Linked DNA regions of Mus musculus: region 2 is linked to region 1. A link is a loop called in an ENCODE intact Hi-C map of the cell type or tissue named here. Cell type or tissue: gastrocnemius. All regions are shown on one strand. Each heading gives the region's core, and the rest is flanking DNA. Links, peaks and the distances in the headings are about the cores only.

Region 1 (16,206 bases), core at 3,392-11,391:
GCTCAGGTACCTTTGGAGCCATAGTCCAACCTTCTGCAGAGTCCATTCAAACTGCCCTTCAGTACAGCTGGGGCAGCTCTTGGGGGCCGAGTCTCTTCCACCCAAATTTGTTGTCTCAACTGCCCCCCCCCCCCATCTCCTTGCTGTCATTCATGATCAGTGAGTTCCAGACACCCATAGATGAGGGTTTTTAGCCTATTCCCTTCTCAGAAATGGATCTTCAATTTGTAAATCTGGTAATGTCTGTCTGTCTAGCCTCTTTCCCTGAGCAGGCATCCATTGTATTGTCCCTCGGTAACTGAAGCAATATCAGAATCACCTGGGAAATTCCTTAAAATTTCCACGCACCTGCCATCTGTCTCGTCTCTCTCTCCTTCCCTCTCCTACTAGAGGCCAAGGTCTTGGGTGTGGGGGGACATGTGATGAAAGGAGTTGCCATTTCTTAAGAGACTGTTGGGGAAGATGGACAGTAGTCAGTTATGTGTGCTGTGACACCGGAAAGGAGGTGTCTATGTAAAGGCAGGAGGATCTGCTATGGATGCCAGAAAGAACCCTAGCGATTCTCAGTATTAGGAGGAGTAATGATGATTTTATACTATAGAGACTTATTCATGTTTAGCTTGGTGGCTCGATCAGAAAACATTAACTATTTTGAGCCCCAGAGTTCTCATTTTTGGGGTGGGGGCAGGATCTCACTCTGTAGCCCAGGCTGACCTTGAACTTGTAGAGATTGGCCTGCCTCTGCCTCCTCTAGCGTGTACAGCTAGAGCCCTTTGAAAACGCCAGCCTCTAGCATGACAGAGGAAATGTAGTCTCTAAGAATGTTTGTGGGAGCGAATCAGTGCTCAGTTAATACTGGCTGCTGGTTGTGGCAGTTAGTATCTGAGGAGATCTTCCCTCCAGGATCCTTGGAGGCGGTGACTGCACAGTAAAATGTCTCCTCATGTTTGCACAGCATGCGCTCAGAGTTTTACAGTCCTATCTGTCGTATCATGCCTGAATATGAGCAGAGTGTTATTTCACTTTAGTCCCAGGTGGGAGGACTCCTGGGAGATAAGGCACATTGCTTTTTAAGTGTTTTTTTTATTATCTTTTATTGGCACATATTCTTTGTACATGGTGATAAGTTTCATACAGTGCACCAGGTACTCGGCCCATCCCACACCCCACAGTGCTGTCCCCTTCTTCTAGAGCAGTGGTCCTCAACCTTCCCGATACTGTGACCTTCTAATACATTTCCTCATGTTATGGTGACCCCCAGCCGTAAAATTATTTTTGTTGCTACTACATAATTATAATTTTGCTACTATTATGAACTGTAGTGTAAATACTTTTGGAGATAGGAGTTTGGCAAAGGGGTTGTGATTTACAGGTTGAGAACAGCTGTGTATATATATATATATATATATATATATAATTATTTTTGTCTATATAAATCTAGAGTCCACAAATTAGAGGGAATATGATATCTGTCCCTCTGAATCTGACTTATTTCACCTTTTTTTGTTGTTACTAGTTTTTGAGACACAGTCTCAAAACTATATATATCTATATGCCTTCCTGGTTAGTCTAAAACTCATGATTTTCCTGCATGAACCTACCAGGTGATGGGAAGTCCCTCCCCCCCCCCCAAAAAAAAAAAAAAAAGAAGAGAGAAAAGGTATTTTGGGCTAAAGAAGTTGCTTTACCTGTTAAGAGCACTGGCCGTTCTTCCAGAGGACCTGTGTTCAATTCTCAGCACTCACTTGGTGGCTCCCAACTGTGTAACTCCAGCTCCAGGTGCTCCAACACCTTCTTCTGGCCTCCGAAAGCACGGGGCACAAATGTGGTGCACAGACGCATGTAGACAAAACACCCACACACCTACAACAAAAGAAAGAGATATTTTTATCATTTGCAAGATCGTTTAGTGCAGTCTCTTTCCAAACAGAGACTGTATTGGAATCAGCAGGGAAATGTCTTTAAAAAACCAGCTTTCTGCCGGGCGGTGGTGGCGCACGCCTTTAATCCCAGCACTTGGGAGGCAGAGGAAGGCGGATCTCTGAGTTCGAGGCCAGCCTGGTCTACAAAGTGAGTTCCAGGACAGCCAGGGCTATACAGAGAAACCCTGTCTCGAAGGAAAACAAACAAACAAACAAACCCCAGCTTTCTTATATTCTGGAGTGTGTACTTGTTCAGAGACAGGGTCTCCTGTCCTCGTTAGCCTAGAACTTGCAGTGCAGGGAAGGATGACCTTGAACCTTCAGATCCCCCCCCCCCCTCTCGTGTTCTGAGGAGACAGGCCTGTGCCACCTTCTGCAGCTTATCAGTGCATAGTTTAAATGTCCTCAGGTTTGCTTTTGTGGCTGTTTGGGATACCTGGACTCTAAGGCTACTGGGTTTCTCCCCTGCTGGTGCTCTTGGGTGATCTCCTGGTCACTGGTCCTTGCTGTTTATGACACTGGTCATGAGTGTGGGCGTCTGATGAGAACAAGGGTGCAAGCAGCTTCCCCATGCAGCCTCTGAAAACGGACACAGTCAGAACCACCACACCGTAGCTTTTATCTTTTAAGCCTGCAGTTGATTTGACAGGATTTATGTTGTAAAATAGGGAGCGAAAGTCAGAGCTTTGGCTCAGCAGCAAATTCTTGATGTTCAAAATCCTCTGATTTGGGAGTTTGGGGATGTGGCTCAGTTGCTTAGCATGCGTGAGAACAACCCTACATCTATAATCCTAGTACTCAAAAGAGATGGAAGGAGGAGAATCAGAAGTTCAGGGCATCTTGGGCTACAAGAGACTCTGCCTTTACAAAAAGTAGTGACACAAGCTTTTAACCCCAGCACTCAGGAAACAAAGGCAGGCGGATCCCTGTGAGTTCCAGGACAGCTAGGACTACATAGGAGAAACCCTGTCTCAAAAAAACCAAACCAACCAACCAACCAAATAAATAAGTGAAGGAAGGAAGGAAGGAAGGAAGGAAGGAAGGAAGGAAGGAAGGAAGGAAGGAGAGAGGGAGGGCTCTGGAGAAATGGGTCAATGATTAGAGTACTTACTGCTCCGTAGAGGACGAGGGTTGGTTCCCAGCACCCTCATTGGGTGGCTCACAGGGAGAGCAGACCTTTCCCCAAGTGTTACTGCTGAAACCTTATTTGCATGTGGGAGGGCTTGGTGCTCTTCCTTGATGACCAATGGCCACATACCTCTCGGCAGGAGAGCTGTGGGAGGCTGTAGCTGCTATTGGAGCTAGGAGCCCAGGAGGGGTGGCCAAACTCCTACAGTCCCATGAAGGTGGAAGTTATGACCCACCAGGTCTCCAGGGTTCCAGGCGTGTGCTTGACTGGGACCAGGCTATCTTTGCACAGTTCACCACCCCACAACTAGCCTCAGAGTGGCCATGATCACTAGGGTTCAACTGGTCTGGATTAAGATGTGTTATGAATGTGAACTAGCACCCTAGACTCCGGAGACTCCACATCTAAAACAAACAACCAGGTAAATAAGTAACTAACTAAATAAAGTATCTCAGTTGTGTCCTGATCATGTTGAAAATGATAGTGCTTTTAATATGTTGGCTCAAGTAAAATACACTAAATTAATTACATTTTTGTAATGAAAATGTGGCTCCTTACAGATCTATGACATTCTGTTTTGTCACATAGCCAGGTTGGTTTCTTAAATCAGTTAGAGGAACCAGATTAAAAAGTCAACAGTAGGGCTGGAGAGAGATGGCTCAGCTCAGCTCTTAAGAGCACTTGCTATTCTTAATGAATATCCATCTTGGAGTTCTAGCACCCAGAATGGGAGGCTGTCAACTGTCTGTAATTCCAGTTCCAGGGGATCCAACATCTCCGTCTTTTGTGGGTACATGCCTTCACATGCCCATACATATTCAGACTCACACACACACACACACAAAGCTAAAAAGTAAATCTTTTTTGTTTTGAGACAGTCTCTCTGTGTAGCTCTATCTGTCCTGGAACTTACTATGTAGACCAGACAAACCTTGAATTCATAGAAATCCTCCTGCCTCTGTCCCTGGAATGCTGGGATTAAAGGTGTGCACCTCCACAATTGGCAGCTGTAATGTTTGCCATTCCCCTGGTGCTGCTGAGTGATGTTCGGGTCCCCAGGCTCTTGATCTCGAGGACTGCGTTGGAGAGGCAGGTTCTGAATTTGAGGCAGGCATCCAGAGCACTATTCTGAGTCATTTAACTTGACCTTGAACATCCACAGGGCCATTATCACTGGCATTTTCTTTGAAGTGGGAATTTTATGAAGTCTGATTTAAGGGTATTTAGTAGTTTCTCCTATTTTAAAGGACTTTAAGTCTCTTCAATGTCTCTGGGAGGGACAGGAAGAAAATTGCCTAAGTGGAGAAATTGCTTTGCTTGGATGGAAGCTTTATCGCAGCACTGTAGAGCCTTTTTAGAATTCACTTTGATTTTATGTTTGTGGGCGTTTTGTCTGCATATTTATGGTTGTGCACCATGCACTGTTCCTCTCGGAAACTAGAAGAGGGTGTGAGATACCTGGGGACTGTAGTTCCAGCCAGTTGTGAGCCACCCTATGGACGCTTCTAGTCATTGTTCTTATCTGAGGAGACCTCTCTCCACGCCCCAGAGTCATTTTAAAAACTGTGGCTTGGGGTAAAACTGCTGTGAATTTCTGATGACACCCTCTGTCCCTGTGCCCCAGTGTCCTGTGTCCCATCCAGTCGTCTGCCCCTGCCCTTTCCCCTTTGGCTGTCTCTCTGGTATTCTGCTGCTCTCTCATTCCCTGTCTTGGGATTACAATGGGAATGCCAACTGCCCCCTGCTCCCTTCCAACAGGACAAGAAGAGCCCATTCAGTACTTAAGGGCTGGCTGTGCAGTGGGTGCCACCATCCTGTCTTGTCAGGTGCCCAGCCTTCAAGCATTCTTCAAAGTGGCCACCTGTTATGTGCTTGAGGCAGGTTGGGAAGAATAAGAGAAATAAAAGGGATGGTGGGCCGGGCGGTGTTGGTGCATGCCTTTAATCCCAGCACTTGGGAGGCAGAGACAGGCAGATTTCTGAGTTTGAGGCCAGCCTGGTGAGTTCCAGGACAGCCAGGACTATACAGAGAAACCCTGTCTCGAAGAAAGAAAAAAAAAAAAAAAAAAGGGATGATGGCATCAAGGTGGGAACATGGCAGCATCCAGGCAGGCATAGTGCAGAAGGAGCTTAGAGTTAGAGGTCTACATCTTCATCTGAAGGCTGCTAGCAGAATACTGGCTTCCAGACAGCTAGGATGAGGATCTTAAAGCCCACACCCATAGTGACACAGTTACTCCAACAGGGCCATACCTTCTAATAGTGCCACTCCCTGGGTCAAGCATATACATGCCATCACACATGAGTCCTGCAGCCTCTGGTCTTCCTCCTGAGATCTGCCTAAGAAACGGATCGGGTCTGAGTGATCAGTGAGGTAGAGTCTAAACCCTGGAGTTTGAATTTGAACTCAGTCATGTAACTTTGGGAAAGCCACTTAAGCACTGGGCCTCAATTTTCTCATCTTTAGAATAAGAAAGGTTAATTGAAATACATAATTTTGTTGTTCCTTGTTTTTTTTTTTTTTGTTTTTGTTTTTGTTTTTTTTTTTTTTTGTGACAGGGTCTCTACATAGCCTAGGCTGTCCTGCAATTCACCATGTAGACTAGGTTGGCTTTGAACTCATGGAGATCTACCTGCATCTGCCTCTCAAGTGCTGGTTCTAAAGGCATACTCCATCATACCTGGCCTGTTTTTGTTTTTAAGACAGAATCTCATGTAGTCCAGGCTGGCCTCTACCTGTCTCTATAGCCAAAAATGACCTTGAACTTCTTAGCCATCTGCCTCTACATCCTAAGAGCTGAGATTATAGGCATGGACCACCATGCCTGGTTTGTGTGGTATCAGGGCTTTGAGCATGGCAGGCAAGCACTCCACCAGCTGAGCCACATCCATGTGAGATCCTAGGATGTAGAACACCTCTGTAAACACTGGCTTCCTTCAGGGAGCACAGTTTATCGAGTGTCCTCTGTGCAAGCTGCTGTCACTCAGCACAGCGGTGAACAAAGCTGCAGAGCCCTTAGCAGTGGTTCTCAGCCTGTTGCTCAAGACCCCTTGGGGGCTCCAATGACTCTTTCACAGGGGGTCTCATATCAGATATCCTGCATATCAGATATTTATATTATGATTCATAGCAGTAGCAAAATTACAGTTAATGAAGTAGCAACAAAAATAGTTTTATGGTTGGGGGTCACCCCAACACTAGGAACTGTATTAAAGGGTCGTAGCATTGGAAAGGTTGAGAAACATTGCCTTAGAGAGGGAGAGAGGCCCATCCATCCTCAGAGGAATTGTAGACTCTGCTTTTGGCTTTTCAGCACTGTGGGCTGCTTTTTATATATTAGGCTTTGATAGAGTTGTTGTTGTTGTTGTTGTTGTTGTTGTAAGATTGTACTGCTAAATAGACCAAAAATAGAAGTGTTATTTTGTGTGTTTGTGTGCATGTGTTTGTGTGCATGTATATCTTCCTCAGTTGCTCTCTGTGTTATCTCCCCGCCCCACCCCAGGACAGGATTTCTCTGTCCTGTCTTGGAACTTACTCTGTAGTCCAGGCTCACCTGTGGCTTCTGAGTGCAGGGATTAAAGGAGTGGACCACCACAGTAACTCGGAAGAAGTTATCCTTCCCCTTTTCTCTTTTTAGAGATTTATGTATGTGAGTATACTGTAGCTATACAGATGGTTGTGAGCCTTCATGTGGTTGTTGGGAATTGAATATTTAGGATCTCTGCTCGCTTCGGTCAACCCTGATCGCCCAGTCCCTGCTTGCTTTGGCCCAAAGATTTATTTATTATTATTATTTATTTATTACCTAAGTACACTGTAGCTGACTTCAGACGCACCAGAAGAGGGCATCAGATCCCATTACAGGTAGTTGTGAGCCACCATGTGGTTGCTAGGATTTGAACTCAGGACCTTCGGAAGAGCAGTCAGTGCTCTTACCCGCTGAGCCAACTCGCCAGTCCCGAAATTATTCTTCTGAGTTAGGATCTCTCAGTGATCTCGGCATGGCTTGTGGATTGGCTAGGCAGCTTGGCAGGCAAACTCTTGGCCCTTCTGTCTCTGTCTCCCTGCACCAGGATTAAATCCTAAATCCTAGTGCTCTTAAATCCTAGCCGCTTGCATCACTTCCCGGTCCAGAGACTCTGAGTCAGTGGCTCCAAGCTGGAAGGGTCACAGGCTGCTGGAAGGAGGACCTTAGCGACTCCGTCTCTCTGTGGAAACAGTCACCTTCTTCAGAGGAAGACAGTAGAGACCCACATCAGGATACGTGGGCTTTCCCGAGGATGCAAGACTCTCATCAGTGAGAGCATCCGAGCTGGACCTCAGTGTGGGGGCCTACAGAGGATGAGCCTGTTCTGTAGGCTGCATCCCACTCTCACGGTGGATGCACGTTGGCATTTAACCCGGCTGTGCAAAGGCCTCCTGTGGGGTGCCCATCTCTGATGAGACCACATGTGTTCAGGATGCACAGGTGTAGACAGGGTGCCCGTTCTGAAGGGCACCTGCAATCTCATATTTGTCACTTTGGCCTTGCTCCTAAGGCAAGACCCCCCCCCCCCGTCTTTTTTTGTTTTGTTTCTTGTTTTGTTTAGTTGGTATCATTATGCCATGTTCATACGGGTGTCTCATGAACGGTGGACTTTGCCCACATCCCTGCCACACTTATGGGCTCCTTCTTCCATTTTGTTTTTGAGTTTCCTGATGCAGCCTGGGCTGACCTTGAACTCTGGATCCTCCGGTTTCAGCTTCCTGAGTGTTAGAGTTACAGGCGCTCACCACTCTGTCCAGCCTTAGTGGAACTGGGCAGTAGAGATGGCTACTTCTTTGTGCGATGCTTTCTTTACCCAGAAGATAACTGGCTGCTGGCGCCTCTGAGGCGTGAACTCCCCTTCTTGAAGGGAGCGCAGGTTCATGAAGGAGCCAGCAAGGGTCTAGAGCTTTGCAAGCCGCAGAGGGCTTTTAATTCTTCTTCAGTCAAGCTGAGCACCTTGGACTCAACTCTAAGAAGTGAAGAATACTGGATTCCTTTATTCATTCTCCTCTCCCCTCCTCCCTCCCTCCCTCCCTCCCTCCCTCCCTCCCTCCCTCCCTCCCTTTGGCTTCTTCGGTGCTAGGGATCAAACTTAGGGCCTGTGTGTCCTAGGTAAGCACGCTACTACTAAACTAGATCCCTGACCCCAGCTATCTAAAAGATGGTAATGATTTTATTTTTAAACATGTAATTATGTCAGGCAGATTATTTGCTTTTGAGAGTGGCTGCAGATACCATGCCTCTGATAGCCAGCAGAGGGCGGGAGAGAGGAGATTCTTCTGTCCAAAGCAGTGGCGCCCCCCCCCCCCCACGCCCCCGTGGCCCCCATCACACCTCCATGTGCCTCCTGTGTGCCAGACACTCTGCTGAAGCCAAAGACACAGACTACTCGTCCCCACAGAGGAAAGCAACGGAGGTTGATGAAGGAGACAGACCCACCCAGATGATTTTCCTGGTGGTCCTGTCCTCAGTTCTCCCTGCCCAGCCTGTGTTTGGCTATGCGCACTGGAGCCTGTCTGTAATCTCTCCCTTTCCAATTCACTTCCTCGGCCTTATCTGGGCGACAGCAGCTCTGGGTGCTAGTGTAGTGTAGCTGGTCTTTACTGCTCCCCACAGTCATGTTACCACCGTCCTCTTAGGGATGAAGACCTCCCTTTTTAGACTCCCTTTGCTTTGTGTGACCCGATCCCATGTGACTGTAAGACCTCAGTGACTGATTCTTGTCCTGTCTTCTCAGAGAGGCAAGGGCTATTCAAGGGCGCACACTACCACTTGCCAGAGGACTTTATCCGGCTTCCAGCGCACTTTACCACCCCCCCCCCCCCCCGTGCCCTTCCTGGCGTGTTCATAGCAATGACAACTTCAGGGGGAGGCGGTGCATTTGCAGATGGCCCTGTCCTGGGGTGGGGCGTGCTGTGCCACAGGTGGGGAGACTGAGCCTGAGCCCCTGCTCATCCCCTGGCTATCAGGGGCTCAGCAGGGCTTTTCTAGTAAATTCATGGCTGCTTCTGACAGCTGCTGAGTTCCAGCCTCTCTCCAGTGTCGGGAGAAGAAAGCCCACACCCGGGGCTGGCAGAGTCCTCAGAACATGTTCTCCCTGGTCTCTGCACTCGGAGGATGTGTTTATTGTACTAGATGCGGTGTCTCCTCAAGTGCAGGCACATTAAAGATGGGTATTACTTTCATAGAAGCCACTGGGGAAAAGGGAGAGGAGAGGCAGAGTTTGGGCATCCGAAGGCATAATTGGATTTATCCAGTAATTGTGGCAAGCGACAAGGAGCCAGGAAGTGCACTGGATGGGCTTGTGGGTATGGATTTGTCAGGCATGTGTTTTTAATTACTCTGTCTCTGTTGCCATTATTTTAATAGAGACCTAATTTTGAGAATGGGGTTCATTATTTAATTAAACTTCAGTAGGATTGGCAAATGAGCGGATCCGTGGCTCAGTGCTGCCCTCTAGTGTATACTTCATGGATTGTCAATCTTCAAAAAATACTTGGCAATAAAATATATTTCACAACTGCACCAAGCGTCAATAGATGCTTCTGTAAGGTTGGCAATACTGGGGACAGACATAAGCATCTATCATCATCGTGTGCTCAAGGATTCACAGATGACAGGCAAAAATCATCTCTGTTCTTTGCTCCCTGGAGAATGCGCCTCATCACAAAACACATGTGGCCAGCACATGGGATTGGGAGTAATTGCTGCCTTCGGGTTTGTTGGAGAGGAAGGTCCCCGAGGAAGGGCCCTGGTGGTGTTTGTAAACAAGACGAGGCGTTTGGTTCTATCTTTGGCTTGCTAGGCTCAGGAAGGGTTTTGGCTGGAGACAGTATTGAGAAAATGTCATAATTTTTATGTCTGCAAAGTTGTGCTTCTGGGCTGCTGTCTGCCTCACGTCTGCCAGCTTGTGTCTGCGCTCAGAAAGACTCTTGGGAAGAGCAGCAGACTCCAGAAGAGGATGGGCAGAGCCCGGATTTACCCATGAAGGATTCACACTGAGTCTGTGCTTGCTCCCCTGAGTGGCTTTGACAGGTCTCCCGGGAAAATGAAGTAGCTGGTGTGGAACCGGTGACCTTTTGTGAAAGGCAACAACCACAGAGACACCATGCACATACAGTGTCTTAGTGTTTGCCTCTTCCCTCTAGATTACTGTCGCATTAATTAAGGAGAGGGAAGAAATAAGAATACGGGTGCTAAGTATAAACTGATTTGTTGTTTTTATTTTGAGACCTGGCATTACTGTGTAGACCAGGCTGGCCTCCAGCTCTCAGATCTGACTGCCTCTGTTTCCCAAGTGCTGGGATTGAAGGTGCCTGCCTCCATACCCGGTACCAGACCTGTATTTTCTTCTCAAACAAAAAGAGATCAAAGTATTGGAGCATTTTACTTGATAATTAGGGTATTCCCTCTTCTAGTCTTTAATTACTCTCTGCATAAGCATCTTTATTGATGAAGTGGTTCTGACAGCCTGACACCCAGGTCTGTGACAGCCGGGTCTGTGACAGCTGAGCACTCTGTTCATTTATTTCTTCATCCCGTTTCACAGTGGATTCTAAGCAGCTTGTGGGAAGGGACAAAAATGATGACACACAGACACACACACACACAGACACACACACACACACACATACACGAATGCACATCCAGTTAGGAGAGGAAGCCCCAGCAGACAGGGGAGGACGGAGCAGAACCTTTGGTTGGAGCACACACAGTTCCTGAAGGCTGAGTGAAAACATGGCTGCCTGATGTGTCCCACAGTCAAGCTGCCTCTCAGAAATGCGCCCCTCACAACCTCTTCCCAACCTCTAGCACACTCTCTCTTCCTGAGAGCCCAGGAGGTGTCAAGATGAAATTGTTTTATCATGCTGTGACCCTGTGGCAGCTGGGGATTTGGAAGGGGCCACTGTTGGGAGCTTATTTTAGGAAACCTTTTATTGTCTTGACTTGTGGACCTTCCAAGTGGCTCCAGGCCCTCCCACTCTGGTGGGCTGCAGTGACAAGAGGACAGATAAAGGGAGTGTTGACGTGGGAGGGATGCTGGGTGATTGATAACCTTGTGCTCGGGCCAGGGTGCCTTCTGGAGATCATCAGGATGATTGCTGGTGCCCAGGCTCCTGGGAAGCTGCTCAGAGCATGGAGCCGAGATGTAGATGGGCCTTAAAGGCTAGGCTGGGGGCTGCAGAGATGGCTCAGAGGTTAAGAGCATTGGCTGCTCTTCTAGAGGTTCTGAGCTCAATTTCCAGCAACCACATGGTGACTCACAACCATTTCAATGTGATCTGGTGCCCTCTTCTGGTCTGCAGGCATACATGCAGGCAGAACATTATATACATAATAAACAAACAAACAAATAAATAAACATTAAAAAAAAAAAAGATAGTCCAGGCATGTGCTGGGAGTCTCAGAGTCATTGCGAGCTTGTGACAGCAAACCAGATGTCCATAGCCAGGAGAGCTGTCTCCTCATCTTCTCACTGTTACCCAGCAACTACTGCTGCCACTCACTGCCTTGTGACTTCTACCCCCACATCTGCTGGACTCGTCCAATCCATATGGATTTGAACTCTCCCCACCTCCTATCTTCTCAGGATGTAAAACTGGCCTCTGTTTCTCAGTTCAAAGCCTGGAAGCAGCTTTGGCTTTCCTTTGCTTTGTCCCTGTGAATGCCACCCATGAGCCTTGGTTCTAGCTTCAGGCTGTTGAGCCAGCTCCCACCCTGACCCCCTACACTGCTGCGGAGGGCCTCTTCACCTCTACTCCCTTTCCCCTATTTGTATGTTGTCATTGGCGCTGCCCTCACAGACCAGCGGGGATGGGTTCATTGCCTCTTTCACTGGGTCTTGGTTTCGCTGTCTGCAAAATCAGGGCAGCAACGGGGCTCATACCAAAAAGCTTTTAGGGGGATTAAAGTCCTTCACAGATACACACGCGCGCGCGCGCGCACACACACACACACACACACACACACACACACACACACACACACACACTTCTTAGCACAGCACACAGCTAAGAAGTGAATAAACACTGCAGCTTTACTCGCTGCCTCTGACTTCCAGGCCATCCTCTGGACGGAAGCTACAGAAACCTTTGCAAGGAACAAAATTGATCTTCCCACAGGCCGTCAGGTTCCCCACACATGGTATCTTGTTTCCAGGGAGACCCTCGGTTTCTTCCCACCTGTCTTCATGCCTGGACCCATCTTTAGAGCTCAGCTGGAGCTCCGCAGCTTAGGCCTCTGCTGCTGCCTCCCTGACCTCACCTGTCACAGCTTCACAGCCTTCACCTGCGCCCCTCTATTCTGTCATTATCCCCTGTGCTCGCTGTGCCTTCTGCAGAGAAACCCTAATTGGCACTTACCAATGGTCGAATAACAACAGCACTTCTTTCTTTCCCTTGATTTTATTTTATTATTTTATGAGTATGAGTGTTTTCCCTGGATATATGTCTATATACCACATGCACGCCTGGTGCCTGAGGAGGTGGTGAGCCTACATGTGGGTTCTGGGAATTGAACTCAGGTCCTTTGCAAAAACAAGTGCTCTTAACTGAGTCTGCTCTTAACTGAGTCAGCTCTCCAGCCCCAGTGACACTGTCACTTCTCGTTTGCAGTGTTGCATATACTTACCTGGTTCTGTTAGCCAAGTCTTATAACCCCACAGTGGGGGTATGTGTTTAAGCCCTGTTTTAGAGTTGAAGACATGAGACTCCAAGAAGGACAAACAACTGATACCAGGTCACCCAGCTGTGAAGAGAATGAGTGTAGACTTTGCTCAGGTCCAAGTCTGTGGGCTTTTTAGATACTAGCTATAGTCAGGTGAGAGAGTTCTTTCCTGGCTACGGGTGCTGGCCAAGACTGCCAGTGTTAGGGGCATACTAGCTCCGTTTGAAAGCCAGTAGTCTTCCATACCTGTGTTTTTGTTTTTTTTTTGGGGGGGGGGGCATCCATCATGCTGTAGTCTTGTATGGGGTGAGAGTTCATAAGAGGTACTCATTAGATTCTGTTTAGCTTTGATTATGAATTGGAACCAGACTACCTGGGTGATCGCTGGTGTTCTATGTGTTATACTAAACTTTTTTAAGCTTAGAAAGTCTCATAGTTGGGCTCTAAACTACAAGTAGCCAGATCACTGGAGAGCTAGCTTCCGTGCCTGCTGAGGACAGCTCTAAGCTGTTGACCACAGCCTATACAAGGTCCTGGATTTGACCCTCTGCACCACCATACACATGTACAAAGAAGCAACTTAACAACATATGAACAGAACAAGTGTTGGGCTCTGGACAGACTCTAGACCTTTTATTTGATTTTATCTGGGGGTGGTGGGTGGTAAGTCCCTGGACCTACATTTTAACCCAACGTTATTCCCGTCCAAGTAGAAGGTGGTGCTTAGTGGCAGTGTGTGCTGTAGCTAACTAATGTCTTGTGTCTTTTTATCTTCAGCTTAAAATATTTATGTATATATTTATCTCCACTGTGTGTATGTCCTGTGAGTACAGGTGCCTATAGAGTCTAGAAGAGGGTGTCAGATCCCCTGGAGCTAGAGTTACAGGCGGTTTTGAACCCACTAACATGGGTCCTGGGAACCAAATCGAATCTTCTGCAAGAAAGAGCAGTTAAGTGCTCTTGAGCACTGAAACATCTCTCCAGCCCCCTTAATTATTAATTTTTGTCAGAACTCTTTATCTGTGAGGCGTTTGATCTCTGACCATGGGGCAGGAAGCCCTTTCCCGCCAGGACCCACACCACATGCATAACTGCTTCCTTGGTTACTGTGTCCAATGGATCTTCTCACCTGCCCTGGAGTTGGCTTTCTGACCCGACTGAAGCTACATTCAAAATTCAGTGTTGGCTTGTGTTTTGACAGGCTCTCTTTGTATTACAGCCCAGGCTGGTCCAGAGCAGCTCCTGATCGCCCTGCCTCTCCTCCCAGAGTGCCCGGATCACAGGCTTCAGCCAACACAGCCTGATGGTTTGTTTTTGTTAACTTCCTTCCCAGAAACAGTTCTGAGCTAATCAGAGCCCTGAGCCTTAATGGCTGTGCCTTCCTCCGCTCCGCGCTCTCTCTCTAAACAAAGGCTTCGTGTTTTAATAGGCACAATAACAGTAAAATTAGCTTGATTAGGCTCCAGGTGGATTTAAAGTGTATCCTAATGGCATCTCTGACTGGCTTGGAAGCCATGCATTTTGTTTTGTGCACAGGATGTGAGTGTCACAGTGACTCGGGGCATGAAAGGACGATTGAATTAAAGTGGCCATCTGTAGATCCCGCCTCATGGTTTCTAACTTACTACAATCTGAGAAACTGGACCTGCAGCGTGGAGCCAGGTCCACCTGCCTTCTGTCCTTGATATGTTAAGTTATACCACAGTGTTAGCACAGCACCTTCCACTTTTACTTGCCCCTCTGGGAACCTTCTGGGAGCTTGGAGAGCTCAGACCGGGAGGTAGGACCTGTGAGATGGCTCAGCAGGCCAAGATACCTGCTGCCACGGCCCACAGCTGGAGTTCAATCCCTAGGATCCACAGGGCGGCAGGAGAGAACCGGCTCCTGCAGGTTTCCTCTAGCTTCTTCATGCACACCATGTCACGCATGCCCTTCTCTCAGATAAATGTGATTTAAAAAAAAAAATATAACTTGGACACCTTCTGCTGAAAACCACAGCTAGCGGCTCCCTACTTTACCGGAAAGTGGATATGTCTGATTTCATTATGTAGCAAAGCCCCATGCCGGGTGCTAGCTACTCTGCCCAAGTGCTTTTGCGTCTCCCCCTAAAAGGGAACCCTGACCACTAGTAGGCTTCCTAGTAAGAGGAAGCAGAGGTGCAGAGCACCCGCCTACTCATCAACTGAGCCTAGTTTAATGTGTGACTTGCTAACTAGTCTTTATCTGTGTGCTTGGTGGCCCACGAAGGCCTTAAAAAAGTGAGATTTTTGTTTTCTTCTTTGTATCAAGGCATAGGCTATAATTCCCTGAGCTCACTAAGAACCCAGAATATCAAACCTGGTATTTGAATAATATAATAATTAGCATATAATGGTAACATTTGGAAGCAGGGGACAGAACCTCTGGTCATGGCTGCTTCATTTTGGAACCTTTGCTAAGTTTCTGGGCATTGTTATAAGCACAGCCCAGGAGATAAATATAAAAATAATTTTCTTGCCAGTTTTTTCTGTGTGGTATCCTAGCGACGATGGAGTGTCTGTCCTTGGGTTAGGGGCACCAGCTGGGACAGTGTCAGCGTTCACCAAAAGGAGGAATGTGAAGGGCACAGGCAAAGTGGCCTTTTAAAAGTCAATGCAGGGGCTGGAAAAAAATCACTCCGTGGTTAAGAACACTTGCTGGGTCTCACTCTGTAACCCAGGCTGATCTTGAACTAACTCATAGTGATCCTCCTGCCTCAGCCTCCCAAGCATTACAGGAACACACTAGATTTTGAACAGTTTCCTAAACTCAGTTATTTTTAGCAGCATTTTAAGATCTGATCATCAGAGTCATATATACTTATTGTCAGACAAGTTAGCTAAACCAGAAAATCTCAAGGAAGGCGATAAAAACCCAGCAGAGTCCTGCCATTGTTCATATTGGCAGGTAGTGCATTGTCTGCCTTACTGAACTGTACACTAATTAGCGTCCAGAGTCCTTGTAAGGTTAAAAAAGTCATAAAACCAGACAGACCCCATACCACCTTGGACAGGAATTCGTGTGTAATGAAGTCTAAGTACCTGTGAGCCAGAAGAATAACTGACAAATCTCTACACCAAGGCCCGAGGCAAAGTGATTTCCCCTTTAAGACAAAGATCCAATTGCAGTGGCGGGTGTGTTTGGGTGAAGAACTGAGTGCGCTCCTGTTTGCCTGGGAGGTTTGCTCCATTTGATGTTAATATTAGGACCTGATACCTCTAGTATGGGCTAATAGAGTTCCTTGTGCCATCGCAGGACATGTCTGCAGCAGGACATGGGTAAGGTCAGCTCTGAACAAAAAGGAACACCAGGCAGCTCCATGGGAAGTGCTTTCCACCCACCCCACCCACACAATGCACACAGTCAGGATCACTACACATACACACAGTCAGGATCGCTGGTCTTAGAACCTTTTGCTTGCTCTACAGTAAATATTATATATG
Region 2 (16,206 bases), core at 4,571-12,570, 57 kb before region 1:
ACATAGGGCATTTCACCTCAGTGTAGGTCAGAGGTAACTCATGTGTGAGCAGCTATTATCTGGGCATGTAGAGCTAGAGTATACAGCACAAACATTTTTGCTGACAATTTGCTGGGTTATGTTACTAGTAATTGCAAGAGATTCTAACTCTGGAGCAATGGCCCAGTGGTTAAGAGCACTCCCGACTCTATCCAAGGACATGTGTGTGTGTCCTAGAATCTGAGGCCCCTGTGGGCATTCACAACCACACACATGGAGGAGGAAGAGGAAGAAAAACTCTTTTACAAGAGTCTATGTACAGATTTTGCTGTTACTGTTTTACTTATGCATTTAAACATGAAATGAAGTCTCTTGCATTATTTCTCTGCAAAGTCCTGTGCCTTCACCATCACAGTTGCGATTTATACAACTATGCTTTATCATTGCTTTTATTCTACTTTTGAGACCAGGTCTTGGAATGTAGTCCAGGCTAGCCTTGTATTCTATTCTCCTGCTTCAGTCAGGCAAGTGCTCTACAACTGAGTTACCTCCCCAACCCTCATTGCTGTAATTTTCTTCTTCTTTCTGTCTTTTTTTTTTTTTCTTCAAGACAGTAAATTATGTAACCTTGAAAAATAAGGGGTTGGGGGCACTGACTGCTCTTCCAGAGGTCCCGAGTTCAGTTCCCAGCAACCACATGGTGGCTCACAACCATCTGTAATGGGATCTGATGCCCTCTTTAGTGTACCTGAAGAGAGCAACAGTGTACTCACATACATGAAATAAATAAATCTTTAAAAAAACAAACAAACAACCAAACTATGTAACCTTGGCTGTCCAGCAAATAAATAATCCTTAAAAAAACCAAACCAAAACAGAGGTGGGCATTGGTGGCACACCCCTTTAATCCCAGCCCTTAGGAGGCAGAGGCAGGCAGATTTCTGAGTTTGAGGCCAGCCTGATCTACAAAGTGAGTGCCAGAACAGCCAGGGCTACACAGAGAAACCCTGTCTCAAAAAAACAAAACAAAACAAAACAAAAAAACCCCACAAAACAACAACAACAACAACAACAAAACAAAAAGAAGAATTATTTATTTATGTATATGAGCACACTGTAGCTGTATAGATAGTTGTGAGCCTTCATGTGGTTGTTGGGAACTGAATTTAGGACCTCTGATTGCTCCGGTGGGTGGGCCCCACTTGCTCCAGTTGGCCCTGCTTGCTCTGGCCCAAAGATTTATTTATTATTATAAATAAGTACATTGTAGCTGTCTTCAGAATGGGGCATCAGATCTCATTAGGGGTGGTTGTGAGCCACCATGTGGTTGCTGGGATTCTAACTCAGGACCTTTGGAAGATCAGTTAGTGCTCTTACCGGCTGAGCCATCTCACCAGCCCCAAACCCAAGTTCTTAAGAGGAGCAGCCAGCACTCTTAAGCATTGAGCCACCTAGTCATGTCTCTATCCCTGTTTCTGTTGTGTGAGATAGGGTTTCTATGGCTGTCCTGGAGCTCACTATGTAGACCAGGCTGGCTCCCAACTCAGAGATCCATCTACTTCTGCCTCTCTGTTGCTAGAATTAAGGGCATTTGCCACCAAGTGCAGCCTCGATGAAATTTTAAAACCAATATTGGCTAATGTACTTTGAGAGTGCTATACAGTCAAGTGTAACTTTTTTAGAGGGACTGCTCTTTCAAAAATTGGTATTATAATCTTGAGGTGCACCTACCTGCCTGTTTGTCAAGATTCTTTGTTGTGAAACCAAATGCTGTGGCCTAAGAGATGGACTGTTATTCAACCACTCACCTGTAGGAAGCCATTTCTAGATTTTGTCCATACAGATGAAGCTGCTGTGAATATTACTAATATATAAATGTACATATTTATAATAAAAACACACCATTCTCTGGGATAACTCATGAGTACATGTGATTAAAATATTTTTTATAAAGAATCTTTTTTTTAAGATTTATTTTATTTATTATATGTAAGTATACTATAGTTGTCTTAAGACACACCAGAAGAGGGAATCAGGTCTTATTACAGATGGTTGTGAGCCACCATGTGGTTGCTGGGAATTGAACTCAGGATCTCCGGAAGAGGAGCCAGTGCTCTTAACCACTGAGCCATCTCTCCAGCCCGATTAAAATATTTTTATTTCTTATTTTATTTTTATTTTTTTGTGTGTGGTTTTTCGAGACAGGGTTTCTGTGTACAGCCCTGGCTGTCCTGGAACTCACTCTGTAGACCAGGCTGGCCTCGAACTCAGAAATCCGCCTGCCTCTGCCTCCCAAGTGCTGGGATTAAAGGTGTGCGCCATCACGCCTGGCTTATTTATTTATTTAAAATTTCTGCACAGCGGCGATCCCCTTGCTTCAGTTTCTCAGGTAGCTGAGACTCAGTGTGCACCACTGCTCCTGGCAGAGACACCAGCAGTGCCTTATTCAGAGCATCATTCTTTGGAATGAGGTGCCTGACCGGAGCTTTCCAATTTCCTCAGCTTTCTATTTTTTTTTCAAGATTTATTTATTTATTATATGTAAGTACACTGTAGCTGTCCTCAGATACTCCAGAAGAGGGCATCAGATTTCGTCATGGATGGTTGTGAGCCACCATGTGGTTGCTGGGATTTGAACTCGGGACGTTCGGAAGAGCAGTTGGTGCTCTTTACCACTGAGCCATCTCACCAGACCTTATTTTTTTTATTTTATGTGTATACATTTGTATATAATTTTGCCTGCATGTGTGTATATGCCCCATGTATGTATGCACCACATGCATACAGCATGCTCTAAGTTCAGGAGTACAAATGGTTGTGACCCAATATGCTGGTTGCTGGGACCCCAACCCAGGCAGGTTCTCTGCAACAGTAGTATGCAGTCTTTATTTCTTTTAAAGATTCTATCTATCTATCTATCTATCTATCTATCTATCTATCTATCTCTATCTATATCTACCTACCTACCTACCTACCTAGATATTATGTATACAGGGTTCTGCCAGCATTTATGCCTGCAGGCTAGAAGAGGGCACCAGATCCCATTACAGATGGTTAGGAACCACCATGTGGTTGCTGGGAATTGAACTCAGGTCATCTGGAAGAACAGCAAGTGCTCTTAACCTCTGAGCCATCACTCTCAGCAGCTGAGCCACACTGAAGAGATGTACTATTTCATGTCAGATAAATTCCCATGGGGTTGTCCGGTCAAAGCAATGTGTAACAACTGCTGCCAAACTGCCTTCAAGGAATGTCTTAGGGTTTTCTATTTCCGGTGAATAGACACCATGACCAAGGCAACTATTATAAAGGACATTCAATTGGGGCTGGCTTACAGGTTCAGAGGTTCAGTCCATTGTCATCAGGTGGGAGCATGGCAGCATCCAGGTAGGCAAGGTGCAGGAGGTGCTGAGAGTTCTACATCTTCATCTGAAGGTTGCTAGCAGAATACTGGCTTCCAGGCAGCTAGGATGAGGGTCTTAAAGCCCAGGCCCTCAGTGATACACCTACTCCAATAAGGGCCACACCTCCTAATAGTGCCACTCCCTGGGCCAAGCATATACAAACCATCACAAGAAGGCAGAATCATTTTGTAGTCCCAGCAACAATGAACAAGAATGGTTTTCTTTTTTTTTTTTTAAAGATTTATTTATTTATTATATGTAAGTACACTGTACCTGTCTTCAGACACACCAGAAGAGGGAGTCAGATCTCATTACGGATGGTTGTGAGCCACCATGTGGTTGCTGGGATTTGAACTCAGGACCTTTGGAAGAGCAATCGGGTGCTCTTACCTGCTGAGCCATCTCACCAGCCCATGGTAATCTGACATCTACGAAATAGAATCTCCCACTGTAATTTTCATTTGTATACTTGACGGTCAACTACCTTCCCATATGCTTAAAAGCCACTTGTGTTTCATTTCTATTAACTGTGGTGAGTTCATATTCTTGTCCATTTAATATATTGCTTTCAAATGAGTGTTTAATAAGACATGCTATTTCCCTATGTTCATTTGAAGAACTGGGTCAGAGGCTGAGGGCTCTGCATCCCCAACCACAGCGCCTTTCTCCCTCCTGACTGCTTCAGAGGATCCTCTGGAACAGCAGTCATGTCGTGGTCACCCTCAACGACAAAATTATTTCATTGCTACTGTTAAGAATCGTAATGCAGCCAGGCAGTGGTGGCGCACACTTTAGTCCAGCACTTGAGAGGCAGAGGCAGGTGTTTTTCTGAGTTTAAGGCCTGCCTGGTCTACAGAGTTCCAGAACAGCCAGGGCTATATACAGAAAAACCTTGTGTCAAAAAAAAAAAAAAAACGGAGAAGAAGAAGAAGAAGAAGAAGGAGAAGGAGAAGGAGAAGGAGAAGGAGAAGGAGAAGGAGAAGGAGAAGGAGAAGGAGAAGGAGAAGGAGAAGGAGAAGGAGAAGGAGAAGGAGAAGGAGAATCATAATGCAGGTAAATATCTGATATACAGAATAGATATCTGACATGCTACCCCAAGGGCTCGCGACCCACAGGTCAAGAAACACCGGGAGAGCTCCGGCTGTGCCCCCTTCAGGGTCCATCCTACTGATCTCTCATTCCAGTGCCCAGTGCAGACAGTTGCACCCTCTTGTGAGACTCCTTAGACCCGCAGCTTTTGTCTCTGCAAGGCTGGCCTGACCCTTGCCCAGCGCCTAGCTTCCGGCTGCTGCTCCGCCCACTTGCAATGTGACAGAGTGTCTGAGTGTTTTGCATTCTTCTGCTCTTCTGCTGCTGAGGAGTTGCAGTTTAAAGGCTGAGGCAGATAGTTCAGGCGCCCAGGTCCTGGAGTTTGGGGCAGACCAAAACCCCTTCTCTTGTCCAACTGACGCAAAAGAGTAAACACACAAACGTCAATTAGGAGCAAATGAGTGAGCTAAGGGTTTCCTTTTACTCTGGGGGGTTCAGGAGCGCTCCCCAAGACCTAAGTAGGTAAAGAGCTCGGCTTGACAGCTCTTCCAAAATGAGAGCAGGGAGATCCAGACCCAGCATTCTCTTTTTTGCCTGTGATCTCTACAGCTTCAGAAGGGGGGGGGGGGGGACGACACGCATTTTTTTTTTTTTAATTTAAAGATTTATTTAATGTATGTGAGTACACTGTTGCTCTCTTCAGACACACCAGGAGAGGGCATCGGATCCCATTACAGATGGTTGTGAGCCACCATGTGGTTGCTGGGATTTGAACCCAGGACCTCTGGAAGAGCAGTCAGTGCTCTTAACTGCTGAGCCATCTCTCCAGCCCCTACCTTTTTGTTTTTTGAGACAGAGTCTCATAGTAACCCGCGCTGCACTGAAACTCTGTCAAGCAGTTCTGTGTCTTCCAACTCTCAGCAATCCTTCTGTTTCAGTTTCCCCAGGCCTGGAATCACAGGCAAGCTTTTCTCCTATTTTACATTAGACTTGGAGGTTGCTCCGGAATCCAGCAGAAACCTGTTCGGTGTTCCTTGTCTAAGAAAGAAGCACACTTCCGGGGTAGGGGGGAGGAGAAGCAGAGGTGTGCAGGTCGCCTGCTTTTCCTGGAGCAAGGGTGTGTGTGTCAAGGGTGGGGGATGGGGGGGGGCTAGACTGTTCCTTCGCCCGCGAGTCTCGGGGACAAAGGCTGCGGGGCCTTGTGCCTTGCTCCGGCCGGCCTTCCACCAGTGAACTTTGGAAGCACCGGCCGTGACCTCGAACTGCGAGTCACCAAGGCTGGGAGCCCACGCTGCACCCACCACAGGGGAACCCAGTAGGGTCGGTCCAAGTCCCTCTTGTCTCAGCCCCTCTCCACTCCTTCCTGCTCTCCCCCTCATTTCTTCCAATGCACCCTTCTCCCTATCCCTCCTCAGATCTTGTCCTCCCCTCCCTATCCCTACCCAACTCCTTGTTCCAACTCCTAGTTACTCCAGCTCCCCGTTTCTCGTCCCTCCCACTCACTCTGTCCAACAACTTGCACCCCTATCTCCTCGCCCCGCCCCTTACCCCGCCCCTTAACCCATCCCCCCCCCTCCCCCGGCCCGGGGCTCAGGCGCTGGGCGAACATGGCGGCTGCGGTCGGGCGGGACACCCTACCTGAGCACTGGTCCTATGGCGTCTGTCGGGACGGCCGCGTCTTCTTCATCAAGTGCGTGAGGGGCGGCGACACCCGGACGGGGTCGTGCGCTGGGGCTGGGGCCGCGGGCGGGCGTGGAGGGCGGCGGCGCTAACAGGTGCACCTCTCCCGTAGTGACCAGCTCCGCTGCACGACCTGGCTGCACCCGCGGACCGGCGAACCGGTCAACTCGGGTCACATGATCCGCTCAGGTGGGCGCTGGGTCGGTGCGGGATGCAGGGTGCGGAGCGGGGTCGCCACGGCTGCGCTAGTTTGACCAACTTTTCTCGCCTTCCCGCAGACTTGCCGCGCGGCTGGGAGGAGGGCTTCACGGAGGAGGGCGCCAGCTTCTTCATCGAGTAAGTGAATCCGCACCGCGGCCGCACCTGCCTTGCTCTCCCGCAGCCTTGGCGGGCTCGGCGCTCGGGGTTTGTTTGCTTGACGGTGGCGGGCTCGGGGGGACGGCTGCGTACGGGGGTTCGCAGCGCCGCAGGGGGCCTGGCCAGGTCCCGCCCGCCGGTGGCCGAGCCTGCAAACTCCAAGGCTCCCCCGGGACACGCCTACCCCGGGGGCCTGCGCTGGGCACAGTGGCGGGTGGCGGGGAGTAGGGCTCGCGTGGGTCGGGAGTGTGGCCTGAGGGCTTGGGCGTGGGGGAGGGGGAAGAGGGGCCCCGACGCTACTCTAGCCGCGCTGGCTGGGCTCGCCGTGGAGAGTTGGAGCGCGACCCGGGCCGCCGCATCCTTGCTTCTCAGGGATGGGATGGGGGTGGGGCTCCCAGGCAGCCAATGATATTCCTGGAACTCTACCCGCGCGTCTTCGGCGGGCGCCGAACGCCGAGGAACGCGGACGATCTGCTCTGCCCGGGCTAGTAGAACGGGAGCTTTGCCGCCTGAGCCTCTGGGCGCTGTCCCAAGTTATTCTTGGTCTGTTGGTCCGCGTGGATCTGATCTCGAAGTTGTAAGGGGACACGAGTGTACAGTCTTCACTTTTCCCAGTCGGGCAAGGTGCCTGTGTTGCAGCGTTCCTCCCTCTGCTTCCTGTGGGTCCTGGGAGTCAGAACTTGCCTTTGATCGTTTGCCCCAGTCAGTCGGTGCCTGGCATAGAGTAGGAGCTCTGTAAATGTTTGTTTATGGAATGAATGAACTAGCCAAAGGTCTGGCGCTCCATGGTTTGACTGGCACTCGGTGTACTGTGCGCGACCGTGACTCAGAATTCATTTCTTCACCAACTTGGAAACAATGTTTAGATCTGGATCAGAATATGTGAAGAAAGTCCCCGAGCCTCCTTTGTCACATGGGACTCTTGTATAGTGGCTGCTGATGGATGTGCTCTATGCAAGGGAGGTGCTCACTATTTCTGTTCGTCAATTTGTAACCCACGGGAGGAAAGGGAACAAAGAGTGAACAAATAATAATAGCAGGTAACGGTGACTGCTGTGCGGAAAATTAACATGAGGGGATGTGACTTGAAGTGATTGGATGGCTGATGGGACTGGTAGGTCCTGATGACTTTTTTTCTGAGCAGGTGACATTTGGAATTTGAATGACAAGAAGGACCCTTGCTGTGGTGACCAGTAGGGGCAAAACATTTCAGAAAAATGTTTAAGGAACAAAACCCTTCGAGTTCAATGAGGGGTTGGGGATTTTGCTCAGTGGTAGAGCTCTGGGGGAAAAAAAAGTTCAGTGAGCAAAAAGTCTTGTGTGGCTTGGAGGAAGTGACCAAGGGCGAGGATGGCATTAAAGGAAGGCACAGGAAGGGAGGTAAAGGATGAAACTGGAGCAGGGTAAAGAGCTGCTGAGCTCTATCCTGAGACCAGGGAGAATGCAGACGTTTTAAGGTGGCTTGGTATGTTTGGCAGTTTTTGGGAGTATGGCGTTTGGGTGGAGAGCTGTGCCAGGGAGGTAGGAGAGCAGCAGGAAGCTGTGGCTGTGGTCCAGAGCAGACGTTAGTGGGGGGGGGGGTGAAGCACGGAGATGGAGAGCAGGAGTCAGATAGAGGCTGTGCTCTGGATGCAGAGAGAGAGAGAGAGAGAGAGAGAGAGAGAGAGAGAGAGAGAGAGAGAGAGAGAGAGAGAAAGAACGAGAACACTCCTGGGGGCCTGGGGAGATGATGCTCCGTTCATAAAGTGCTTGCCATGCCAGCATGAGGACTCACATTCCATCTCATAAAAACCCAGGTGTAGTAACAATGTGCACGTGTAATACTAGCGCTGGGAAGGTAGAGACCGGAGAATCCAGGGCTTGCCACCCTGTCATCCTAGCCTAAGCTGCAAGCCCCAGGTCCCAGCAAGAGACTGCTTCAGAAAATAAGTGGGTATTTAAGAAAAAAACATGTGAGGTTGGGCTGGCTTCTGGCTTTTACATTCACAGGAACACATATACGTGTGCACTTGTACACACAGGAATACACACAAGTACACATACTGCACATGCGCGCGCGCGCGCGCACACACACACACACACACACACACACACACACACACAGATGATTCCTAGAGGTGAGAGGTCCTGAGTGGGTAGGTAGTGCTCATATCTTTGAGATGGAAAGGCTGGGAGAAAAACAGGCTTGAATAGGTGTTAAGAAACTCTATATTTTGTTCTGTTATATATAAGATGTGAATATATCATATAGATCAGCCATTCTCAACATGTCATTAACAAATTATCCTTTTTCAGGGGTCGACTAGGATCATCAGAAAACACGTATTCACATTATGATTCATAACAGCCAAGTGACAGTTATGAAGTAGCAGCATTAGGAAGGTTGAGAACCACTGATACAGATTTATGAATCTGAAACTTGGGTTTGAGAGGGAGAGAGGCTTGCAGAGACCCATCTGAGGATACCTGTGTGTGATGTCATAGGGAGTAGGTGACGTCATCAAGGACAAGTGTGGGCCAAGAAAGTCTGTCCCGGTTTGCTTGCTGTTGTCATAAGCACCATGAGCAAATGCATAGTTAGGGAAACTAGGGAAAACAAAGGTTTGTTTCAGCTTATACTTCTCATCCCAGTTCATCAGTGAAGGAAGTCAGAGCAGGAAGTTGAGCAGGAGCTGAAGCAGAAGTCATGGAGGAAGGCTGCTTATTGGCTCACTCTAGCCTGCCAGCCCACTTTCCTTAGGCTTACATGTGTAGGATACAATGGTCCACAGTGGGCTGGGCCCTCCCACATCAATCGTCAGTCAAGACAATTCCCCGCAGACATGTCCACTGCAGGACAGTCTTCAGTTGAGGCTCCCTCTTCCCAGGCTACAGAAACTAAGCAGAACAATGCTCTAAGCCTGGGGGCGGGTAGTGGCTGAGATCAGGAAAGGCAAACTTAAGAGGACAGACTGAGAAGGTGAGAAGATGTGTAGTCACAGGGACCTCCAGAACAGGAGACTGCCACCCATGGTAAGATGGGTAAGAAACACCTGTCCAGGAAGGGCAGTACATCTTCCTGGAAGTTTTTTTTTTTAATTCTTCTCTTTTTTTTTTTTAATATTTATTTATTTATTATATGTAAGTACACTGTAGCTGTCCTCAGACACTCCAGAAGAGGGAGTCAGATCTCGTTATGGATGGTTGTGAGCCACCATGTGGTTGCTGGGATTTGAACTCCTGACCTTCCGAAGAGCAGTCGGGTGCTCTTACCCACTGAGCCATCTCACCAGCCCCTTCCTGGAAGTTTTGCTGCAAAGAAGGGTCCAGGCATTGGCTGATAGCTGGAGATTGTGTGGGTAGAGGGAGGGTGTCTTAGGCTTTTATTGCTGTGAAGAGACCCCATGACCAAGGCGGCTCATATAAAGGACATTTAATTGGGGGTGGCTTACAGTTTCAAAGGTTTAGTCCATCGTCGTCATGGCAGGAAACAGGCAACATAAAGACCAGCATGGTACTGGAGATGTTGCTGAGAGTTCTACATCGTGATCCAAAGGCAGCCAGGAGGAGAGTGGAATTCCACGCTGGGTAGAGCTTGAGCAGAGGAGTCCTCCAAGCCTTCCTCCCACAAGGCCACACCTCCTAATAGTGCCACTCCCCCTGGGCCAAGCAATCAAACACAGGAGTCTGTGGGGTCCATACCTATTCAAACCACCACAGAGGGGCTTGTTCTTTCCAGGGAAAGATGGTGCAGCATCTTATTTTCTGGACCTGGGGGGTGGGTGTGGGGGAGATAGATGTAGGAAAAAAACTGGCAGTTATTGGAGCAGAGTTTCTGTGGAGGTGAGAGGGAAGGATGCCAGTGTGTATCTCAAGGTCACTTACTGGGACACCGAGGAGAGGTGGTGAGTGTTTTGCAGTAGTGGCACAGCCTTGAGTTGAGTTGGATCTTCCTGTGATCCTGCAGTCTGTAAACTCTAGGCTGCAGCCTCAGCACTGGGATTTTATCCCTGTTGCAACTCTTCTTCGATCACTCTGTCCCTGCTGCCACCACTCCCTCATCTGAATCCTCCCACACTTTTTGGAAATGACTACCCATAGCAACATTGACTGTGGCCCCTCCTCTCAAAGGCTGCTGGTGCCAGTAGGTCGGAATCCATTGTGTTTTCTACATGATAATTTCTCAAGAGGCCTCTTTGTCCCACCCCCCCCCCCCATGAAGTTTTACACCTATCTGCTTACTAAAGAGTTTTTTTTTTTTTTTTTAGTTACTACATTTGATTGTGTGTCACCTCCAAACCTTGTCCCTAGCCTTTTAGACATGTGTGTCACCCCTCAGCCCTTGTCCCCAGCCTTTGGTTTTCTGAGACAGGATCTTCCTGTGATCCTCAGACTGGTCTTGGATTTAAGATCCTCTTGTCTCTATCTCCTGAGGGTTGGGGTCACAGGTAACTGCATCTTACTAAACAGATTAATACCATCTGGACTCTGTTTCTTTTTCTTTTCTTTCTTTTTCTTTTTCTTTTTTGATTTTTCAAGACAGGGTTTCTCTGTATAGCCCTGGCTGTCCTGGAACTCACTCAGGCTGGCCTCGAACTCAGAAATCCGCCTGCCTCTGCCTCCCAAGTGCTGGGATTAAAGGCGTGCGCCACCACTCCCGGCTTGGAGTCTGTTTCTTTATTTTAGTTTATTTCTGCGCTTTTGGCTACACTTTGCCTTCATGGTTCTCACAAGTACAGGTGAGGTGGTGCAGACTTCCCCTTTAATAAAAAGATACTGGGCTCTGAGATGTTTTCATTTTTCCATGAGTCTCCTGACTGGATAGCAAATATCACAGTAGTTATGATAGTGTTATCTACACCAACAATGAGAATAGTGGCAATTATATGTCTTTTTTGTTTTTTTGTTTGTTTGTTTGTTGTTGTTGTTTTTTGAGACAGTCTTGTGTCCCTGTGTCCCTGGCTGACCTTCAGGTCACAGAGATCCACCTGCTTCTGCCTCCTGAGTGCCGGGATTAAAGGTGTGCACGCCAAGCCTGGGCCTAATTTGTTTGTTTGTTTAGGACAGGGTCTTGCAGTTTAGCCCGAGAGCTGGTCTCACAGGTAAGCACCTCCACCACATGGTGCTAACTTAGTTGAGGTCTTGGAGAAAATATCAGGACCTGCTATTGCTATTCATAGCTGTTGTCTGATTTATTTACTTAAAGACAGGGTCTCACTCTGCAGTCCAGCTGGCCTGGAACACTTAACATCCTCCTGCCTCAGCTCTCCTGAGAATGTCTCAGGATTATAGGCATGTATCACTGTACCTAGCTTTTGGTTTTGTTTTGAGATAGAGCCTCATGTACTGAACCTAGGTCCTTCATCAGGAAGTCATGGCTCTAGTCTAGTCTTTGGGGTTTTTTTTTGTTTTTGTTTTTTTTTTTGTTTTTTCGAGACAGGGTTTCTCTGTATAGCCCTGGCTGTCCTGGAACTCACTTTGTAGACCAGGCTGGCCTCGAACTCAGAAATCCGCCTGCCTCTGCCACCCGAGTGCTGGGATTAAAGGGGTACACCACCACGAGTGGCTCTTTGTTTAATTTTTATTTCGAGACAGAACCTCACTGGGCTGCCCAGGGCAGCCTTGAACTTGGAACTTGGACACTGCCTTAGTGTCCCAGCAGTTGGGAGTTACAGATCTGCGCCATAGTTCAGCTCTAGGCAAATGCTCGTCCTGCCTCAGCCACTTGTGTGCTTGGTGGTGTGTATGTGTGTGGAGTGGGGTGTTGGCACACCACACCCTGCTTGAAGGCTGCTCCTTGAGGGCAGACCTGTTCACTGTTTCTGAGGCATTGGCACACAGCCCAGGCCTGGACCTGCTTCCGCCCTCCGTATTTATGGAAGAGGATGTGTCCCCATGAAACCTTGGGCAGTCATTAAGTAGTCCAGTCTTTATTTATCAATTCCTGGCTGAAGAGGAGACTTGTGTGTGGAGCAGAAGCGGGGAAGCCAGGAGTGGGCCTGTTGGGGCTGGTGTTTACACCCAGGCATCTTGGAGTCAGTCACTCATTGGCAACAGCAACACTCAAAGCAGGAACCTGGCCAGGAGAGGCTCAGGCAGCCTTCTTTGGCTCCTTGGTCTCATGAGCTCAGCACTCTGCATCTGGGTATTTTCTCATCTATTGGCAATTGAACTAGATCCCCCCTTTTCCCTGGCTTCAGGGCCTTGGCATCTTCTGACTTTGCTCCAAGGTCCTGACAGGGATCAATCTATCACACAAAGTGCCACTTAGCTTCAGGTCCTCCAGCCTTAGCTTTGTGGACTTGGGTCATCCTGTGTAGGTACCATTCCCTAGGCAGTAGGACTTGGGAAAGATTCACTGAAGGCTTGGAGTGAAGTTGTTTTTCTGCTGTTCCCCTGTGCTGTGGCCTGCAAACATTTTAGGGGCGGAGTCTATAGCATAACTTTCAGGTCTCCAGTGCAAAATGAAAATGGAAGGAGCCTACTGAAAGGGGAGGGTGCCATTGGAAGTACTGTAGTAAAATGGGTGTGGTGGCACATCGATTTTAGCATGTGGGAGGAGGAGGAGGCAAGGCCAGCAAGAGTTCAAGGTCATTCTGGCCGTTCAGTCTGGGCTACTTGAGACTCTAGATATTGGAGTCTCTGTCTCCAAAACCCAACAACAAAACAAAGCTGCTGTGTACGCCAGTGTGTTCAGCCAGCAGTTAGCATTCTAGAAGTGGAGGCAGGAGGATCCAAGAGTTCAGGGCCATCTTCAAAAATGGATTGAATTGTAAGAAGCCAGCCTAGGTTGCATGAGCCCCTTTGTCAAGCTAAAGGAGACAAATCCACAAATCTACAATATAAAATGTGTTCCGGGCTGGTGAGATGGCTTAGTGGGTAAGAGCACCCGACTGCTCTTCCGAAGGTCTGGAGTTCAAATCCCAGCAACCACATGGTGGCTCACAACCATCCGTAATGAGATCTGATTCCCTCTTCTGGAGTGTCTGAAGACAGCTACAGCGTACTTACATAAAATAAATAAATAAATCTAAAAAAAAAAAAAAAAAAAAGTGTCCCTTTTGCAGTCCCCCCCCCCACCCCCGCCCCAGACTTGTCATGGTTTTAAAAATTTGCTATTTCATGTCTTTTTTTTTTTTTCCCTCTGAGACAGAGTCTCACTGTGTAGTCCTGAATATCCTGGAATTTGCTATGTAGATCAGGCTGGCCTCAAACTCACAGAGGTCTGGCTGTCTTTGCCTCCCCAGTGCTGGGATTAAAGGTGTGCATCACTGTTTTCTGGTTTGTTCAATATCATTTTAAATAAAGAAAAAAATTAAATATATTATATATGTTTTATAGCTCATCTCTATATCAAATATAATCATTTATTTAAATGTCAATATCAGGTCATTCACCTCTAATGCCGAATGATTCATCAGCACCATATCCCACTGTAAAATACAGTATAAGAGTGGGCAGGCTCAGGGCACTGTGGACAGGGTGAGGCACATGCTGGCCAAGTGGGACATAGGAGGCTGGGAGAAGCAGGGAGAGCTGGGGTGGTGAGAGCCACAGCTTCTAGCCTCCTTCAAAGACACCCTGCTGTGGACCATACCCAGTTCTTAGGGCATGCCTTCAACTTTTCAATCAGTTTAAACACAGAGTGAATCAGATGTGAAAGTCATCAAGGGGGAAGTCCCTATTAAATGGAAGGCCCTTTAGAAAAACTATTGGAGGCCGGGCATGGTGGCGCACGCCTGTAATCCCAGCACTTGGGAGGCAGAGGCAGGCGATTTCTGAGTTTGAGGCCAGCCTGGTCTACAAAGTGAGTTCCAGGACAGCCAGGGCTATACAGAGAAACCCTGTCTCAAAAAACCAAAAAAGAAAAAGAAAAGAAAAACTATTGGAGCTTTGGACACCACACTTCCAGAACTTTTATTTCAAACCAGAAATTGACAGTCTTACATTGAATTCTGGGTGCTAATGGCTTACATGTATTTAAAGTGGAAATCCTGAAGCCTCATTGTTGAAGGGCAAGCAGGTTCTCTTGCTTGGCTGGCTTGGGTATAATCTCACACTTTACCTTGTACTTCCTGGTGGCTTTATCAAGGGGGAAAGCCGGATCACGGATTTAGTACTGGGTCCGTGGGAAAACACTAACAGTGAGTGTTTTGTGGAAAGCTGGAGCACGGACGGACTTAGGGCTGTGATTTGTATCACACTCTCAAAGCACCTGGAAAAACCTCTGAGAAAAAGGATTGAAGCTGCTTAAGGCTCTTGACCCGTGGGGGAGCCAGTTGCTCCTGTGGCAGGTCGGTCTGTGTGAAGAGGGGAGGTGTGAGTCTCCTCTGCACTGGTAACCAACTGCTGGGGGACCTGGGCGCTGGGAGAAGGTGGCTCATGGGAGAGGAAGAGTGCTTGCTTGGCACGCCAAGGAAGCCTGGGTTCCATTCCCAACACAGCAAAAGGAGAAACAGTAAGAACTGGGTGCTTTTCTGCCCCGCTGGTACTCTTTCCATCCTCTTCGCACGCTAAGAGGGTGTTCGGCACGTGCTAGTGGAGGAAGATCCTGAGCAGGAAGCAGGAGGACAGCCAATCCCAGGTCTTCCAGGGCTACAGAGTGAGTGAGTTCAAAGCCAGTCTGTACAATTTAGTGAGACTGTGATTCAAACGTAAAAGTAAAAATAAAGAGATTAGGGGCTCCGGCCCATGAGTGGGGCCTTTGCATTGCATGTGCAAGGCTCTGGGTGCAAGTCAGGTTTTTTTTTTTTTTTTTGGGGGGGGGGTGGGCAGCTGGCAAGTCAGGCCAGGATGTGGAATACTGGGTGACAGACTGTGGTGCCCACTCCAGCTCAGCATAAGGAGCCAGCATCTCAGACTGGCACGGGTTTGTGAGTAAACACTGGCAGAGGGAAGAACCTGGAGGAATATGGTGGTGTTTTCCTCTTGTCACTGGGCTGTCAAAACATTTGCTTTTTGATTTCTGGGAAGGGGAAGCACTTTGAATGAATGTTTTTATTGTCTGCAGAGTGTTTCAGGAACACTATCTGGTTCAACTCTTACCATTATTTATTTATTTATTTATTTATTTGCCTGTAGAACTTTGGCTCGAAGGGTAAAGTGATTTTTCCTACAGTTACCTGTTACCTACTAGCTCAGCCATTTCAGGGCTCGGGAGAGAGGCCTGGAGGTATTGTTACCCTAGCTTGTGCTTCTCACACATGGGGACCACAGATTTAATGACAGAAGGAAGGGGAAGGTCTGCTTCCCTGGGAGACGTGGGTGCAGAAAACATCGTGTGTGCTGACTTCAGTTCTGCTGTGCCGGGGTGAAACCCAGGGCTTTGGGCCTGCTGGGCAAAGTCTACCACTGAATGACACCCCCAGCCCTTGGCTGTAGAAATAGTGTCTTACTGTGAGGCCCAGCCTGGCCCCAGTCCTCATCCTCCTGGCTCTGTGCCCCAAGTGCCGGGATTACAGGCCTGCACCACCACGCCTGGCTTCTGTGGCCTTTACAGTCGATTCATCCTCTCTGCCTACCTCGGGATCGCCACGTTGGTAAGCTGCATCAGATCTACTGTGTGCCTTTTGCCGTTTCCCAAATAGAAGCATCTGCCCCAGGAGGTGCCAGCTTCTCTTAACTGCCCCTGGACTTATGTCGGTCTTGGCGGACCTGTGCGAGTCTCCCACTCTCTGCCATGCATATGCTCAGTTCGATGTGTGTGGGGAAGACAGAGAGGGTGTGTAGTGGGGAGTCTGTGTCTCCAGGAAGTGTGGGGACACAGACCCATCATTGG

What was found. Hi-C counts contacts between places; a loop is a spot of excess contacts. Peaks named below come from ENCODE experiments on the same cell type or tissue, not always from the same donor. Only the 100,000 strongest peaks of a DNase experiment are listed, where the experiment ranks them.
Region 2: a loop joins it to region 1, with 2.8 times the contacts of the local background. A loop is called at or near these places in 9 of 42 quality-filtered maps.

What each region holds. Positions count from the first base shown.
Region 1 is chr7:116,239,659-116,255,864 of GRCm38, reverse strand. All of the region lies in intron 3 of Plekha7 (pleckstrin homology domain containing, family A member 7), which reads left to right. Among named protein-coding and RNA genes, the nearest start is that of Gm44867, 44 kb to the left of the region's middle. In gastrocnemius, for the core only: CTCF peaks have their summits at 8,316 (motif pointing right) and 11,378 (motif pointing left); DNase peaks (open chromatin) are centred at 8,381, 9,075 and 11,194; H3K4me3 peaks cover 1,035 bases.
Region 2 is chr7:116,298,147-116,314,352 of GRCm38, reverse strand. Plekha7 (pleckstrin homology domain containing, family A member 7) reads left to right here and starts at 5,977. Exons shown (of 27, transcript NM_001305185.1): 1 at 5,977-6,102; 2 at 6,205-6,281; 3 at 6,371-6,428. The coding sequence starts at 6,020. In gastrocnemius, for the core only: no CTCF peak of the experiment used is centred there; DNase peaks (open chromatin) are centred at 6,082, 6,835, 7,974, 12,419 and 1 more place; H3K4me3 peaks cover 2,232 bases; H3K27ac peaks cover 1,102 bases.